Linked DNA regions of Homo sapiens: region 1 is linked to region 2. Evidence: read pairs that join two places in POLR2A ChIA-PET (ENCODE). Cell type or tissue: GM12878. All regions are shown on one strand.

The links. ChIA-PET counts read pairs that join two places held together with the same protein. Peaks named below come from ENCODE experiments on the same cell type or tissue, not always from the same donor. Only the 100,000 strongest peaks of a DNase experiment are listed, where the experiment ranks them.
Region 1: POLR2A ChIA-PET joins it to region 2 with 7 read pairs; 2 of 35 experiments call an interaction of 5 or more read pairs at or near these places.

The regions. Positions count from the first base shown.
Region 1 is chr10:6,128,752-6,131,251 of GRCh38, reverse strand. The region is part of intron 1 of LOC101928080 (a long non-coding RNA gene); the gene reads left to right. Among named protein-coding and RNA genes, the nearest start is that of MIR3155A, 22 kb to the left of the region's middle. RefSeq lists enhancers at 1,055-1,134, 1,145-1,224, 1,275-1,324. In GM12878, no CTCF peak of the experiment used is centred here; a DNase peak (open chromatin) is centred at 1,211; H3K4me3 peaks cover 404 bases.
Region 2 is chr10:5,855,644-5,858,143 of GRCh38, reverse strand. No RefSeq gene overlaps it. Among named protein-coding and RNA genes, the nearest start is that of TRV-TAC3-1, 3.1 kb to the right of the region's middle. In GM12878, no CTCF peak of the experiment used is centred here; no DNase peak of the experiment used is centred here; H3K27me3 peaks cover 152 bases.

The sequences.
Region 1 (2,500 bases), 270 kb before region 2:
GGGTCAAGAGCCCACCCGTCCAGGTGCCTGGCTGGTTGGCTTGGGACACCCCTGGCCCAGTCACACCTCAATTCAGGTGACAGTCCAGGAGCTGTCAGCAGACCCCCTCCTGGGAGTGTGGAGAATGAGCATTTCTCTATCCTTGCCAAAAAGCAATCTCAGTTAGGGCAGATGCAAGAAAACCACATCATCTTTCTCTCCCTGTGGGGCAAGAGCTAGCTTTATTAATTCTGGTGTACAAATTAGTCATTGCTGTCATTCCAGCTAAATCGAGGTCAGCTTTCTCCCAATTTATGCTGAAATTAGCAAAGACCCTTCTGATTTGACAGTCAAATGGGAAGGGAATTGATGGATCCCAGCACAGAGGTTGAAGGTGAGAGGCTGCAGGCATCCCAGGGTGCCCTGCGCTTCTGTTGCAGTCTTTTTTTTTTTCTTTTTCTTTCTTTCTTTCTTTTTTTTTTTTTTTTTGAGATGGAGTTTCACTCGTTGCTCAGGCCGGAGTGCAGTGGCATGATCTCGGCTCACTGCAACCTCCGCCTCCCAGGTTCAAGTGATTCTTCTGCCTCAGCCTCCCGAGTAGCTGGGATTACAGGCACGTGCCACCACACCTGGCTAATTTGGTATTTTTAGTAGAGATGAGGTTTCCCCATGTTGGCCAGGCTGGTCTCGAACTCCTGACCTCAGGTGATCCACCCCCACCCTCAGCCTCCCAAAGTGCTGGGTTTACAGGTGTGAGCCACTGCGCCTGGCCTTCTGCTGCAGTCTTGATGCCACGTGCTTTACTCCCTGTCTCAGAGAAAGAAAAAATTTTTTTGCTCTTTCCCTAGAAACCAAGAAAAGTAGGTTAATCAGACAAACAAGTGGTAAAGATAAAAGACTCCCCCGCTCCCCACTGACCGCACCACACACACACACTCACAATCACACAGACACACACACACACACACACACACACACACACACACACTCCTCCAGGTCCTGGCTCTCCTCCTACTGCCCCAGCAGCTGAGCCTGCAGCTCTCCCTGCTCCCACCTCCACCTCAGGGGCTTGGACTCCTCTGCCCTCTGCTCACCTTCCCCATGGCTGCCCAGTCATCCCCAACTGGCAACATTCACTGTGATGGGAAGGGCACAGGCAGCTCAAGACTAAGTCGCTTCAGGAAGACGGGAATCCCCCTGTTCACACCACAGAATGAGGTTTCCTGTGTGCAGAGGAGGAGGAGGGCTGGGAAGAAGAAGCTGGAGACAGGAAGGAATGACGTGCAAATGATGTGAAGAGAAACGACACTTCTAAGTCATCAAGAACAGAGTGCTAAGGGGAAAGAGGTCTGTACTAGAAAATGAAAGATTTGGATTACATGGAGAAATTTTCTGAAAGTGAAATCTGTTACAAATAGATTTGGCTGGCCAGGCGTGGTGGCGCACGCCTATAGTTCCAGCACTTTGGGGGGCCGAGGCGGGCAGATCGTCTGAGGTCAGGAGTTCGAGACCAGCCTGGCCAACATGGCGAAATACTGTCTCTCCTAAAAATACAAAAATTAGCCAGGTATGGTGGCACACACCTGTAATCCCAGCTACTCGGGAGGCTGAGGCTGGAGAGTCACTTGAACCAGGGAGGTGAAGGTTGCAGTGAGCCGAGATCGCGCCATTACACTCCAGCCTGGGTGACAGAACAAGACTCTGTCTCAAAAAACAAAACAAAACAAGAAAGAGAAAAAGAAAAAGAAAAAGAAATGGCTTCTGGGATATAGGATCTGCAATGCATGAAACCACAGCCTGGCTTTCTGTCCCAAGCTCCTGCGCTGCCGTCTACACTCCTGGTTGTTCAGGCCCCTCCTAACAGCTGTGTGTGCATGTGTGTGCATACCACGCAGATTGCGTGTGGCTCTGCATGTAGAAGTTCAGGCATCAATAACAGGACTGCTGGAATTATTTTAGGTAGGGAGGCCTCCTCAGTGCACCCCAAATCTCACCCCCTGGGAAGATCACTAAGCTGTTAACATGAAACCAGTGTTGACTGAAAAATGTTCATCAACTTCACCTAATGGTTTTTGCTGATGGGGTAGAATCTTATCTTTCGAGTGTGTTTGCACCCTTCAGAAATGCTTTCGGCTACATGTAAATGAGAACCTGACTCATGGAGGCTTAAACACATTGGGATTTGTTTTTCTCACAAAACAGGAAGGTCTGGAGGCAGCAGCAGTTAATCCTGCTTTGAAGGCTGAATCATGTCAAGGACAGCCTCTGTAGCTCCTGCACCCTCTTCCTCAAGGCTGCAGCTGGGCTGCGGTAGTGGCATCACGCTGCATTTGGGATTCGGGCAGCAGCGTATGTCCCTTTAATCCGGAAGGCTCAGCACTCTCGGAACTCCTCCCCACCCCCAGTGGATGTCTGCTTGCGTCTTCTTGATTAGCTGCAAAGTGGTGCTGAGAGAGAGCAGATGGAACGTTTCTGAAAAGTTAAATACAAGAAAGGGTTTGGGAATGTGAATCGGGTTGGT
Region 2 (2,500 bases):
TAAAGACCAAAAAATAACAGTGGACTAAACCAAAGTTTATTTTCTTTCCCGCATAAGAGTCTGGGCATAGCCAAGTACAGATGAGCTCAACCAGCCCCAGGTGTCAGCCCCCCGGTTCCTTCTGCTGGTTGTTCTGCTGTCCTGAGTAGGTTGCCCTTTTCCATGTGGTCCAAGATTGCTCCCCAACCTGTGGAGGGGAACAGGAATGAAGGGGAGGGCCAGGCGCAGTGGCTCACACCTGTAATCCCAGCACTCTGGGAGGCTGAGGCAGGTGGATCACTTGAGGCCAGAAGTTCGAGACCAGCCTGGCCAACATGGTGAAACCCTGCCTCTACTAAAAATACAAAAATTAGGCTGGGCACCGTGGCTCCTGCCTGTAATCCCAGCACTCTGGGAGGGTGAGATGGGTGGATCAGCTGAGGTCGGGACTTGGAGAGCAGCCTGACCAACATGGAAAAACCCCATCTCTACTAAAAATACAAAATTAGCCGGGCATGGTGGCACATGCCTGTAGTCCCAGCTACTCGGGAGGCTGAGGCAGGAGAATCTCCTGAACCTGGGAGGCGGAGGTTGCAGTGAGCCGAGATCGTGCCATTGCACTCCAGCCTGGGCAACAAGAGCGAAACTCCATCTCAAAACAAACAAACAAAAATTAGCTGGGCATGGTGGCACACACCTGTACTCCCAGCTACTTGGGAGGTTGAGGCAGGAGAATCGCCTGAACCCGGGAGGCAGAGATTACAGTGAGCTGAGATTGCATCTCTGCACTCCAGCCTGGGAGACAGAGTGAGACCCTGTCTCGAAAAAAATAAAATAAAAAAAATATATAAAAGAAAAAAGAATGAAAGGGAGGCTATGCATGCCCCCTTTTTTTCAGAAGGCATGTAGATCATTTCTGTTCACATCCTCCTGACCATAGATCAGTCATATGACTGCTAGAAGAAAATTGAAATTTAGGGATGGTTCAGGGCTTTGCCATATGCCCTTATCAGAGGTGCCTTCATTGAGACTATTTGGGGACAATTATCTGTGCAAGTCTTTGCTGCTGTCCCCACCCTTCCCCTAACACACACACTCCTTAACCTTAGCTTTTAAAGTCTTAGAGACCAGAGAGCAAATCCACTTATTTATAGATACGCAGTTGTAAGGGACATGAGAACAATCTGTGAAGATGGCATTCGGAGCAGAGAACAAGGCCGCATAGCCGTGTAGGGTGTTAGTCCCCTACAGTGATGCTCCAAGTGACCTCATGCAGGTCACACTCCCTGCCTCTCAGTGTCCTGGTAAACGATGGGCAAAATGGCACCTCCTTCCCAGGTTTACTGTGAGGATTAACCGAGTTGGTGTGTGTCAGACCCCGGTCCAGGTCCAGCCCATGCTGAAGTCCAAGGTGAGTGGGGTGGATGAGCAGAAACGCTTTGGTGCAGGGGGCCTAGGCAGGTGAATATGGTTTTATTCAGCAGCAGTTCTCATCAATGGCTTTTTATTAGCAGCTTACTCACATTAGCTCTCTCACCCTGTCCACCTTTATCTCTGCTATTTGCTTTGGCTCTGTGGCTCCTGTGACCCCCGGCTCTCCCTTGCCTTCAGGGTCAGCAGCTTAACTCTTTCTTTCTCTGGCACAAGCAAGCAGAGCTGTGTCCTGGCTCCCTCCTGTCTGTCTACAAGATGGACAGCTTTGGCTGTCTCCCTTTCTCTGGGCGCCAGCGCACCCACCACATCAAGCCATGTCGAGCCAAGCTGAGCCTCAAAAGCACCTGTACGGCGTCAGCAGGGCAGTTATACCTTTTACAGACAATAGTGGCTCAGAGCCAAGTATGAACTTACACAAACAGGTTATGTAACAAGCGGAGGTGTGCGCCTGCGCACCAAACTCACTGAGCCGTGCAGGCCTGTATATCCGCCTCGGTCTCTACCTTGACCAAATCACATCTATATACCTTACAGCGTGCATGATGCTTGGCCCAGCACGTGCACCCAACACGTGTGAGCCATTGTGAGTAACAGTCGCACCAGGTGAGCCTCTTTGGCTTAATGGGCTGAGTCGTCAAAGGCGAATGAAAATCATCAAGTTAGCAGCACAAGACCAAGAAGAGCTCAACTGAAGAAAGCAGTGAGACAAACACCATTTTTAGCCCCTTTTCCTACTTTTTCTCTTTCTCTTTCCCTCCCTGGGGATGTATGTCCTTAGCCCTTGGACGCCTCCATTGTCTTTATCAAAAAGAAAACTAGGTTTCAGTCTTCATTCATGCTAAGGTGTTAATGAAAAAATTTCAAATTTTATCAATCCTTGAGTTGTCTGCATTTTTTTTTTTTTGAGACAGGATTTCACTGTCAGGCTGGAGTGCAGGGGTGTGATCCCGGCTTACTGCAGCCTCTGACTCCTGAGTTCAAGCGATCTTCCTACCTCAGGCTCCCAAGTAGCTGGGACCACAGGCAGGCACCACCACACCTAGCTAATTATTTTTTTGTATTTTTTTTAGTAGAGACAGGGTTTCAC